2 separate regions of the Homo sapiens genome follow, and region 1 is linked to region 2. A link is an interaction called in ENCODE POLR2A ChIA-PET data of the cell type or tissue named here. Cell type or tissue: PC-3. All regions are shown on one strand. Links, peaks and the distances in the headings refer to the core of each region. The heading gives the core; the rest is flanking DNA.

The links. ChIA-PET counts read pairs that join two places held together with the same protein. Peaks named below come from ENCODE experiments on the same cell type or tissue, not always from the same donor. Only the 100,000 strongest peaks of a DNase experiment are listed, where the experiment ranks them.
Region 1: POLR2A ChIA-PET joins it to region 2 with 6 read pairs; 5 of 35 experiments call an interaction of 5 or more read pairs at or near these places.

What each region holds. Positions count from the first base shown.
Region 1 is chr15:48,422,068-48,427,263 of GRCh38, forward strand. It overlaps FBN1 (fibrillin 1), which reads right to left. Exons shown (of 66, transcript NM_000138.5): 59 at 3,672-3,797; 60 at 3,302-3,424; 61 at 1. Among named protein-coding and RNA genes, the nearest start is that of DUT-AS1, 93 kb to the left of the region's middle. In PC-3, for the core only: no CTCF peak of the experiment used is centred there; a DNase peak (open chromatin) is centred at 2,204; H3K27ac peaks cover 1,212 bases.
Region 2 is chr15:48,475,818-48,483,723 of GRCh38, forward strand. It overlaps FBN1 (fibrillin 1), which reads right to left. Exons shown (of 66, transcript NM_000138.5): 32 at 5,838-5,963. Among named protein-coding and RNA genes, the nearest start is that of DUT-AS1, 150 kb to the left of the region's middle. In PC-3, for the core only: no CTCF peak of the experiment used is centred there; no DNase peak of the experiment used is centred there.

The DNA of each region.
Region 1 (5,196 bases), core at 1-5,000, 57 kb before region 2:
TCTACAAGAAAATGCAAGAGAGGCATTTGAGTCAAGCCAACAAAACAGGATCAGGGAAGCTGACCCTATGAAGCAGCTCCACGTTTGATTTGGAGGTCTCAAATGACCCTGACTAGAAAGAAGCCACAGCAAAAGGCAAGGAGAGACACAGGGGGTAAAGATCTGAAAGATAAAACAAGGTGTCAATTTAGACCCTCCTCCCCTCAAAAAAATATAAAGAGATCTTTAGGGGATCCAAGAAAACACAATTCTAATTGGAGAAATGCAGGAATTCCTCAACAAAGGAATTTCAAATAAATCATGACATTTTAAACAAATTTTTAAATGAAGCGAAAGATGAATGATTCTGCAAATTTTCCAGAGCTTTGAAAAGATCTATTTAAGTTAAAACATAAAGAGAAATGTTGAAGCTGGAAATGAATTTGCTGGCTTAGTTCTCTTCTGTTTGCTGTTTTTAATCTACTCAAATGAAGTCATCAAAAACAAAATCTGATTTCTTTAGTCGTGATTCTTCTTAGGATAAACCAAAATTGAGCAATCAGGAAGGAAACAAAGCAAAGGAAAAATTCATTTTAATAGCTAAAGGCACTTTTAATAAAACTGCCTCCAGGCCAAGCGTGGTGGCTCATGCCTGTATTCCCAGCACTTTGGGAGGCCAAGGCAGGCTGATCACTTTGAGCTCACGAGTTTGAGACCAGCCTGGGCAACATGGCAAAACCTGTCTCTAGTGAATATACAAAAATTAGCTGGGTGTGGTGGTGTGTGCATGTAATCCCAGCTACCTGGGAGGCAGAGGTTGCAGTGAGCTGAGATCGCACCACTGCACTCCAGCCTGGGCAACAGAGTGAAACTTCGTCTCAAAACAAAAACAAAAACAAAAACAAAAAACAAAAAACAAAAAAAACAAAAATCCAAAACTGACAACTGCCTGCAGTGTTTATCCAACATTGTTTCCCACATCTCAATAAAACCCTCTGCTTTGACCAGGCCTCTTTTCTCAACGCCTCAACTTCTAAGTTGCATTCTCAACTCCAATGTTATTTCAAAATACCAAGAGATGAAATGTTGTGTTCTAGCTTCTAGCTAAACTTTAATGATAATTTTAAAATTGTCGCATATTCAGGAAAAAACATTAGTGACTTTATTTTATCACAAATTCAACCACTATGCCCTCACCATCTGCACAACTGCTTTGGAGCTGCAGATCAGTGCCAGCTTTGCCAGTGACTGCTTCCACTCCACAGGGCCAGTTCCTGGCTAGAGTAACATCTGGAGTGGACCTACACTGAGAGACCCTCCCGAGACCTGTCCTAGTTCCGGCTTCTCTTATAATGCTGCCTGTCCTGTGCTCTTTCCACTGCTGAGATCTTGACTGATATGCACTCTCTGTTCAGCTTTCTCAGAGTCTGTGGACTGGTTTCCCCTGTCTATGGCCCAAGGAGCTTGGCTGGAGCATCATGACACATTTGCTGAAGCTCACCTGCAACAGGTGAGGAAGATGACTCAGTGATTTCTCCTAACACCATTTCATGAGTACAACACATGAAGAACAGCAGCACTTGCTGCTCTTGCCTCCAAGATGCCCTTCCTCCTCTTCTCCCCTCTAATCTGCATTCTACCCATCTCTCACTGGGGATGTGCTGCTCCCACGGCCACCCTTCTGGCTTCCTCCTTCTCAGTGACTGTGGTGCAACTATCTGCACTATTCATTTGATATTTAGTTATATATACCAAGTAAGTGGAAGAATTTGAACCTTATGGGAAAAAACAGGAAAAGGGACAAGTTGTGAGTGGACATGTAAAAATTACAGTTGCTCTTTGCACTCCTAAAGCCATAAAGAGAACTTTATTGATGCATTTTCATTTTTCATCTTTTAATTGCTGGAAACTTTTGAGAATTTTCTGCCCCCAGAGGTTAGAAAAAATGCTATAAATTTGTTTTGCTTGTTACAGATAATATATACAATGAGAGATATTTTCCCCTTGAATTTGGTTCTTCATTTATATGAATAAATTTATGGCTCTGAGTTATAGCTTCACATTGCCTAGAACTCACAGTGACCCCAGATGTAAAATAAGTTCCACATTTGAGAAGAACAAAGCTATGAGCGACTTCATTTAAGATGTTTAGAATGTGTAAGTAGGTCTCTCAACTTCCTCTCCCCAAACTACAGGATTATACAGGCTTTGTGCTGCACAGGAAGGCCTCAGGCACTTGCCCATGATGTCATCCACTATTACATGTCTCTTAACTCTCCCTTTCAGCAGACACAGGAAAGAGGTCAAGAGCCCAACTTCTCTCTGCTCTCCACTTCTCTCCTCTCCTCTCCTCCAATCTGGATCCTCCGTGGGGATGTGCTGGTCCCACCCTCCACCCTTCTAGCCTCTTCTCAGTTCAGTGGTACACACAGCTGCATCATTCATTTGATATTTAGTTATATATACCAAGTAAGTGGAAGAACTTAAGCTTTATGAGAAAAAATAGGAAAAAGACTCCACTCTATCCTTTACCTTCCTTACTTCTGTATGTTTCTATAAATTTCCTTCAAAGTTTCATGGCATGACATGATATCTCTTGCTCTACCACTTGGTCTATCTTTTCTTCTCCAAATCTCTGATTTCCCAAATTATTGTTAAGTATGACTCACTAGTGCTATTCACTAAATATAATGTTCTTATTGTGGAGGAAGATGTTTACAGGAGTAAAATTAAACCAAAAAAATTTTGCAAAGGATAACTTCTGGTTGAGAAGGGATTTCTGCCCAGAGCTTTTCTGGTTCTTAATTCTGTGTGATATTTATGTCTCAGGGAAGCTCCTACAGGGCAGAAATAGACTTTTTCTGCAGAACAAAAATCTGGACACAGCATCTAATTCATTAGGCACAATGTCCTCTACGATCATGGCACTGATTATTCCGAGGCAGGACCTTCCTGGAAACCTGAACTATATAGCTATAAAGAATAAATACAAAAAACAGAAAGCAGAGAGGAGGTCACCAATTAAGAATCTGCCCCACCAGAGCCATTGAAGCTGGCCCTGCTATCTCTGAGACAGTCATGGATGGCCACCATGGATGCCCAGGGGGCATGCAGCAAGGACAGCTGCTTCCTCCACAATCTCCCTGGCTTTAGCCTCCTTCCCTCCAGCACAGGAGGTAGGTCCCATGGAGGCATTAACCCCAGGGAAGCACCTCCTGCCTGTAGAGCAGGTCTTTCGGCTTGCCTGTGGAGTTCTTACAGGCAAAGGAATGCAGCCATGTGTCAGGAGCTAGGTGAGGGGCAATGGTCAATTCTACTTTACCTTTGCAGCTCCTTCCATCCTCTTGCAGAATGTAGCCTTTCGGGCATGAACACTGGTAACTCCCTTCTGTGTTTTTGCAGATAAAATTGCAGGGTTTGGGAGCCTGGTTGCACTCGTTCAGATCTATGATCAAAGAAATACAGCGTGACTGTGCATCTAAAAATGATGTGTACACGCTCAATTTCCACAGGGTCTAACGAAGAATTTTAGTTTCGGGGAAAGAAAAAGGAAACTCTGTGTAGACTTTGATGATTGTCCTGTGCTTTCCTATGAAACTGCACAGACTTTTTAGATTTTTAGCTTTGGGTTTTTTTTTTTCCATAATCTAAAATTTCCACTTGAGGATAAGCCATCAGAAATAGACACTTACCTACACAGGAAGTCCCAGTTATATCTGGAGTGTACCCAGTTTTACAAATGCAATGATATGATCCTCTGTCATTGACACATTCCCCATTTCGGCAAACATCGTGAATAACCTTGCATTCATCGATATCTGTAATTTAACAAATATAAATTAAGAAATATATCATAAAATTGACAACATTAATATGTAGGGGGTCACTTCAGTGTAAATACTAATAAATTGTGTTACTATATTTTGGGCCTAAGAAATTAAACCAGTAAGATGACAGCATAAATTTAATATGTAACAGTAGCTATATCAAAAGGTAAACAAATAACTTCATTAGACTACAATTGATAAAATAATTCAGCCACAGAAAAACTTTAAAAACAACTGGTCTTCTAAATGTATATTTTTCTCTTCTGGATCCATAGAACAGCCACCCCATCTAGACATATTTGGCTTTTTGTGTCATCTCATGCCATTAAGCTTGCCTCCTGCTGACATCTAATAAATGAATCACAGAAGCAGATCCTTTTGATGAGGAAACCCCATTTCCACCCCCTAGTATTGCATGCTCAAAATAAGTAAGGTTTTTTGTTTTTTGTTTTTACATTATTTTTGTTGTCTTTGTGGTTAATCCTGAAAAAGTTCAAATTACATAATATTGGGGAAATGAGATGAACTTCTGTCCTCTGGTGAGGGGGGAAACTAACCAGGGCTCTGAGGTGGATGACAGTGCTGGGTTTTTGCAGCCTGCTAAGGAAGGGAGACCCTCACTCATGGCTGTACCACAGAGAGAAAGACTGGGTCAATATGCACTGTTGAGCATTAAAACCACTGTCTTCCACATCTTGACCCATTTTACCTCCTTACTGCTTGGCGAAGTGCCGATACAAGCACTTTCTACATGGGTTCTCAGCCCTTGACTGCCAAATAACCATTTTATACCAACAGCTGGGTGTATCTGACCTTTACAAGTCTACTCTGAAGTGCAATTTAGCACACTCTTATTGGTCTCCAGAAGTGAGTTTTTTCGGCTATCTTATTGCTACATCCTCCAAAGAATCATAAATTGCTTTTGGTCACTCCATCTTACCTTTCTAGGTCTGTTTTTTCTTTTTTTTTAAATCACATCCAGTTCCATTATTCTGCCTTCAGCCACATCTTTCCAATACAAACACAAATCCTTCTTAACCTCCTTCTTCCCCTTTCACTTCTAATTCCCTCCCAAGAAGCTCAAAAAAGCTCTCACCTTTTCTCAGTCCTTTTATGAACTAAAAACCAATTGTAGTTACAGTTGATAAACACAGGAATCATATTGGTGACAGGCCTAGATATCTCTAGAGTTGCCTTAGACAGTCTGACACTTCCTCATCCTGCTCTAGTTAAGGAGCTTGTGCTTTTCCAGATGCAATTGTGTCTAATTGCCAGGATATCAGCATGATTTATACTTCTTTTATGCAATACAGTTTGGCCAGTTTTAGGAGTTCCACATCTTGGTGGACTGGTTTGCACATTTAATAATCATTTATTTCAAAGTTTATCT
Region 2 (7,906 bases), core at 2,907-7,906:
TTTGGCTTCTTCATAACTTCTAGAGCAAACACAAAATGAAATAAGAACAGATTGCTCCTACAAAAGAACTTTATAATATCACTAATGATCATAAAAATGAAGCAGCATGCCTGGAAGAATGTCCTTTCAGTCATGACACATTGTATAGGTGGATTTTAGTGTAACCTTGGCAGCCACATGGACCTATCAAGTTATTACTGCAGGTCAAGAGAGACACATAGCTTTAGACTGTGACTGGGAGCTTTAACCAGCTAAATAATTGAGCATGGCACATTCCAAGGAAATGAGGAGGAAGGCCAATTCAGGGATAACAGTGCTAAGTAGGCACAGGAATTCAAGAATGTATGTCTTTCCATACCTGACCTAACAGATCCCGCAGAACTAGCACAAATACTCCCAAGCAGGGCTGTCGAAACTTCTTTCTGCCTCAGGTAATTGCTCCCCTCAGAGGTAATGCAACAAATCACCATTTTTGTGGAGTTTTGCCTAAATTTCTCTCCTATATTTGTCATGATCTCTGACAAATAATCTTATGTGGACACAAAAAGCTTCAATTGCATAAGTATCAAAGCCTCCAGATGTTATAGAATCAAGGAATTTTCTAAGTGGAAAGAACTCGTAATTCCATTCTCCCAATCTCAGTTTCTCAGAAGAAGACAAAGAAGTTGGGCCCTACAAGTCAGTGAGGGGCAGAGCCAGGACCTCCTGAAACTCAGTTTCCCCATCTGGTGATTGGCACTCCTTCCCTTGGGCCACAGCTGCCTAGCTGAGCTTCTTTCTTTCTTTTCTTTTCTTTTTTTTTTTTTTTTTTTGATGGAGTTTTGCTCTTGTCGCCCAGGCTGGAGTGCAATGGTGCGATCTCGGTTCACAGCAACCTCCGCCACCTGGGTTCAAGCAATTCTCCTGCCTCAGCCTCCCTAGTAGCTGGGATTACAGGTGCCTGCCACCACGCCTGGCTTTTTTTTTTTTTTTTTTTTTTTTTTGTATTTTTAGTAGGGATGGGGTATCACCATGTTGGTGAGGCTGGTCCTGAACTCCTAACCTCAGGTGATCCACCCGCCTTGGCCTCCCAAAGTGTTGGGATTAAGGCGTGAACCACTGCGCCCAGCTGAGCGCATTTCTTTAGTCATATCAGGATTTTATTCTAAGCCTTGCTTTATGGAGTTACCAAAATATTGGTGAATATTAACTGACTTATAGAAATACTCACTAATATCTTCTACTAAGCATAATTTTCAGAGATGACCACAACCTATTAATCTAGTAATTCTGTAATCTTTTTCTTTCCAGTTTTCTAATGACCAGAGGTACTCTTATTTTATGAGTATTATCATTTTCATATGGCTTTTACCTTCCATGTTTAATCTTGCAATTAAGAAAATTATCATTTCTTTTTAATGGAAAGTCTCCTTTAAAAATCATCAGTAATATGCTAATAGAAATTTACAACTTTAGAAAGTGTTTTCAGTTTTATGGCAATGTTTTCAAGGTGAAAAGAAACTATATTTACAACAGGCTGTGTATCATGGGCTTTTGGGTAATAGGAGAGAGTAACTCAGGAGCCAATATTCAATTCTCCATTTTGTGACTATTTGTATAAGTTATTATCTCAATGTTTTACACTCTCAGTATGTAACAATTGGAGAGACTTCAAGTGGTCATAAAGTATAAAAGCATCTCCAAATAAAAGGTTTTTGCATGTGGGTGTGTGTGCATGCATGCACCAACTATCATTCATTAATTGTTTCTGTGGCAGACTTGGACTGTAATTCATCATAAAAGCAAACAGAAGGGGAAAGTGAGCCATAAGGAAAACAAGCAAACAAAAATGCTGTATTGAAACACTCTTCAATAACATGAAGGAAACATAGTACATGTTTGCCAAGAATATCTCTTTCTGTAAAAATGTTCTCTTTCCTGCACAAGTTCGCTGCAAACAGAAAATTCCTGTTTAAGATTAAGAATAGCATAAGCCAAGAAAAGCAAAGAAATTCAAACTTAAAGTGACACCGCAACCTTCTTAACCCCACCAAACCTTTGTCACAAAGACTCAAAGGTCCTCTTGCATGGCTCTCTTGAAGGGCAAGGGTGTGGTGTGAGCAGACCCTGCTCACAGGCTCTGGGTATGTCCCATGCAAGTATGTCATCCAAGTATGGGCTTGTGCCCGGGGCTGCTGTGGCCTCCTCTTACAGTCACGCAGGGAGAGGCTGTATCACCCACACAAACACCTGCCTTCTCTGCCATCTGGGCATCTGTCTCCTGGATCCTAACCTGGCAGAGCTGTGCACTGCAGAAACTCCTTGATTAGGCATTGAGGAAGAGGGCGTTACCATGAATGGAGAGGCCAAACGTGAAGGCTACTTGGATTTCTTAATTTGGATCCAAATTTGAGCCAACACTATTAACTGAACACCCATGGAGTTTTCACAGGCCGACAGCCAGTGAAGGAAAATTAGCAGTGATAAGAAACTGGAAGGAAATGAACACAAATTCTCACTGACTGTTGGTGGTTGAAATATATGATTCTCTCCTATGAACCAAGATCCACCAGAGACATTTCTCTTATGAAAGAAACCAGCTAGTTTCCAATATGGAATTACCCAGAAATCCCGCTATTTTAACTGAAAACAAGTCTGATTTAATTCCACTTAATGGTATGCTTGCTTTATTCATTAACTAAGTAAGCACATGATGGGAGGTAGGGTCTTAAAATTAGCTTGTGAAAGCCAGGACCACCCATCAAAGATGACACCTAGCAGGGCCTTAATTATGTAGAACAAGCAGCAGAAGCCTTACATTGGGTCATAGAAAAATTGTAATCCAGCCCACTTAAGCCAAGGATAGAAGAGCTGTGTTCTGCGTTTCAAGCAAATGTGTTCTCTCTCCATTAAATGGAACATTCCCCCTTGGCAATACCCAGGGTCTGAACAAAGCTTACGGAGTAAAAAGAAACCCTTAGCATCTGTGTGGGCTGGGAATGTAAGTCAGTGGGTGGATTCTGAACATTGCTAAAGTGATTGGGGGAAAAAACATGTTTATTTGTTAAAATGGAAATACTCAGTAATGACAGGGAGCTGAAATATTTAGACAAAACTGTAATGGAGCCCAGAGGTCTTTTTCTTAGTTCTCATGAAGCAAAATTTCTCCTTATAAAATAGCATACATATTTTCATAATTCTTTTCATTAAACAATAATCTATCTAAATAAATAAATAGATAAATAAGTAGACATATTCCTTTTGTCTGCTTGCTTATCCAATTAGGCAAGATACCTATCTCTACTTACATTAGTTGCCTGGAACATTATTAGCAAAGCCATCACCAAGGTAACCTGACGGTGTTCTAAGTTGTGAATGACACGAATTTTAAACTAAAAGCAGCTAAAAGAGCCTTAGTGACATGGCATTCAAAAAACATTTTGCCCCAGATTTTTAAAAACACGTTTTCAAGTATACCAAACTTACTGTTTGGTTAAGCCATTTCCAATCAAATGTGATGCCCTTCCACAGGTCAGGGCTGTTACTTACCCAAGGAGAACATTTGAGTAACTGCAGAGCACCCTGGTGATTTGTTCAAGATCATGAATGAGTGGATTTACTAAGAACACAATTCAGGGTACTACTCCTTCAGATGAGAATATCACATGCCATGTTACTCTGGTATCAAAGGGGCATAAAACTCAAGTCTTCCTACAGTGCTAGCTGGATTTTAGCAAATTGGAAAATCATTTTAGGCTGTAATTTTCAAAACTGGAGGAAGAGCTCAAGTGTTTCTTTGACTTCAAATCTATGAAAAAGATTTGAAGAGGATCAAATGTTTCTTTGACTTCAAATCTATGTTCATGTGATTGACTCAAAGGCTGCTGTTCTTAACGTAAAGCTGGTGTCACTTCATGCAACTGTAGTGCACAGCTCTGTTACCATGGTCTTAGTATCTGTGCAAATTCAACTACGAAAAACAAGCCTTTCAATATAAAGAGTAAGATTTTCCTTCTTTAAACTGAGTTCAAGCATGAATCAGTAAACAGTAGCATAAAATTTTTGCTAGACTGTTAAATTCTCAAATGAAACAACAAAACAATGGACAATAGATATAGACTAGAAGCAATGGCTTTCACTAAAATGGCCTCTAGACACTGTGTCTATGTTTCATTTGACAATAGCTTTTATTTATTGACCAGCACTGCGCCAACAGCATTGTATACATTATATGTCATTTACCTAAAACTACATTAAATAACATGAAAATTTAAGCTTTCTTCAGGGTAAGGCCTAAAATAATCAGCCACTGCACATGACCCAGTTAGCTAGAATTTGGAGCATTGAATTCTAGAGACCTCTTTCTTATGGGGAATGAAGGTTGTTCCATGAGATTAACTTCTTTCATAAGCATCACTGCCTCTGGGTTGAATTTCAATGTGCTCAGCTTAACAAAACAGTAGTATTATCCTCTATTAGTTAAAACATAATACAGAACTATCTTACCTTTCTTTTCACTACTGCCAGACCATCATCCCTTACCAAGTCCTATATTTATACTGGAAGCTAAAAATAAAGCTTGAACCATAGACATACAAAGCTAGGCACCATTTGTACCGAGAGGCCGTATAGGAGTTGAGAGTTTAAACACTGTGCCATTTATCAGAATGGACCCCTAGACAGGCTTCATGTAAGGAGTAGCATAGTGAAAATGAAAACATTCCAGCTTCATGCTTCTTCTCATAATTTGGCTAGCATCTGTTATTTTTGAACCAACAATAATATTATTGCCCTTATCCTACATATCAATAAATTTGAAATAGCATTATTGGCCAGTTTGAAACAATAATAAATATATTTTGGTGTTTTCTTGAAATATGTTGATATAATTAAGAGGAGGATCTGCACATTTGCCCCACTGCCAATCTGCAAATATTTTAATATTTGTTTTAAGTCATAAGAGCTTGCCAAACTGGTTTTTGGAATTAAAGACTGTTATTTATTAAGAAATTATTCAGTTACCTAATTCAAGCTCACCATGGTTTCCATTATGTTTTAAATTATGTTATATGCCATAATCTGTCAAATTAATATAAGTAACTAGAGTAAAACTTTATTATATCATTCCATGGACTTAATGTCATTGCCTCATATTTGAAAATACCAACTAAACACTTATAAACTAAACACAATGTCATTAGCACAGAGTAACTTCTTCCATTTGGCATTTAATAGGATAGTCTCCTACAAATATTGTGAAAACATTTTCTCATGTGCTATTGGTAACAGACAACATTGCAAATGGTTTCATTATCACTTCATAAGATTTGCTAAGTCCCATGAATAAAGACTTCCTTGGACTAATATGACTTAATACATCAAAAGTACTCCTATTTAAGGCACTGGAAGACTAGTGAGAATTGATGAAATATATGAATTGTAGGATGTTTTCCTTTAAAGAGCAATTCCAGTTATAAACCTTAAATGAAGTGTTGGCAAAGGAGGTTATTGGAAAAGGCTTGCTTCGGTGAAGGGCCATGAATATTTGGTAATTAGCATGTTCACTAATTTGATATGAAAATGTGATTTTTAACCTCATAAAAATGTGCTATTTACAGTGTTAATTTATTCAATACACCTTTTTCCCCCCACAGGTCAAGAAAAAAACCTGCAACTTGGATCCAATATAAACGATGACAAATTTCAAAGAAGTGGAAGCTAAATTAATGAAAAATGTTATGCAAAATGTTTTATAATATAGTTAAAATGTATGAGTTTTAAAACATGTATCAATCTATAATTATGATACCAATCTCTTAACTACTTAATATTTTATTGTTCTACTTGAACAAACACACCTGTACAGCCAGTTTTTCCTTTTTTGCCGGAGTAGCCCATATCACAGTGGCAGATAAATGAGCCTTTCGTGTTTTCACAGGTCCCACTTAGGCAGATATTTGGATTCAGGTCACACTCATTGACATCTGTAAAACATATATACTATTAATATATGTAGCTATTTGATATCATTGAGTACTTTCCCCTCGAGACATAATAACTATGACAAATACATTAGAAAAGGTAAAATGCTTTCCCTCAGAAAAACAATGTTAAATTTTAGAGGCCAATTTACATTTGCTCTTCATTCTTTACATTGCAAGCTCATTATTCAGACTGGCTTTCATCTGGCCCATAAGCAGCAGGCCAGTTAATCAAATAAACAGATGGGCTCCATGCTGAGTTTAGAGCTCGTTTATGTGACAGTCTAGAAAACTTTTTAGAACAGCATACTCTATTGCAGGATGAAAAGTTTAATTCAGTCTGCATGATGATAACAATTTAGTTTTCATATTTTGAAAGAAAGGATAGATGAACTGGTTGTCTTAGTGTAAGTAGTTTAAGACTTCACTTCTTTTCCAAATTAAAAATTATTCATTTTTTATGACATTCATTTTAATTCTAGGACTTCAAACATTTTCAGTAAAGGCTTTCAGAAGATAAATGTGATAAAAATGTAAATATAATCAATACCAGACTCTTGCTTCTGGCCAAGATAGAATAACAGGAATTAAAATTATATTCTCAGATGAAACAACCAAAAAAAATAGACAATAGATACCTTAAAAAGTGGTTTTCTAGACATTGGACATTAGGCAACAAAAGACAGTGATCCCTGAGAGAAAGAAAAACTAGGTGAATCCTACAATTGCCCGAGATTACTGAATAGGAGAGTTTTAACTTCATGGCATAAGGAGGAGGTACCAGATGGAGCCAGGCACTGTCCTTGAGTTGAGGAGATGAATCTGGGCATCCTGGAAGGCTGAGGTAGTTAGGGTTCATAGGGCAGAGTAAAGGACAGGAGAGAGCTACACAGAAGAAAGCAATGCCAGAGATTTGCTAAGAGTCTTCTGCAAGTATTCAGATGAGTAGTGACCAGCACATTCATATAAGGAAACAAACTACTCAAGGCTGGGGAAAGCACTACCCAAGAAAATGAGAGGGAACAATCCTCAAAGTTCACAGGGGGTCTGGGATTGTGCCTGTTCCCACCAGCCTGACTGGAAAGCCTCATAATTCACAGGGAATTGGGTAGAATATCCAGAAGGGTCTTACCTCACTAACAGAGCAAAATTACCCCTAGACTAAGTGTAGCTTAAAAGCTTAAAAGCAAGACTTTGAAAGGGATCCATGTGTTTCCAAGTAATTTACACTTCAGAACAAAGTTCAAAAATATTTCTAGGAATACAAAAATATCTAGCACTCAGTAAGGCACAATTTACACTATCTGGTATCCAATCAAAAATTACCAGTCACTCAATGAAGCAGGAAAATATGACCTAAAATAAGGAAGAAAGTCAATTTATTCAAATGACCTAGAACCAATGCAGATGACAGAATTAGGAGACAAAGACACTAAAAGTTGTTATAACTGTATTCCATGTGTTCAAACAGCTAGAGGAATGATTGAACTTATGCAGAGACACAGAATATATGAAAAAATACCCAAGTCGAACTTTTAGAGGTGAAAACTACAACATCTGAGATGAAAAATACACTGTATGTGAGGAAAGGCAGATTAGAGATCGTAGAAGAAAAGTTTATCAAATTTGAAGGCATAACAATAGAAACTATACAAAACAAATAGATCAGTTCTAAAGTTTACTGCATTCTTGTCAGAAGTAAATTTTGTTTGCCTTTAGTCAAGGATTTAAAAAGCCTACATGATAGTCAAAGCAGAAGGAGGGTTAAGTGGACAAAAGTAATGGATAGGCATAAAAGAAATGTCCATCTGGAGCTGACGAATGGCCAGTCAGTCCTCATAACATATCTGACAAGAGTACCATTTAATAGCCACAAGAAAGCTCTCTTTGGAATGCTGGTTAAAATATGAGTATTGTGCCTCTAAATATCCTTACTTTTCCTATGG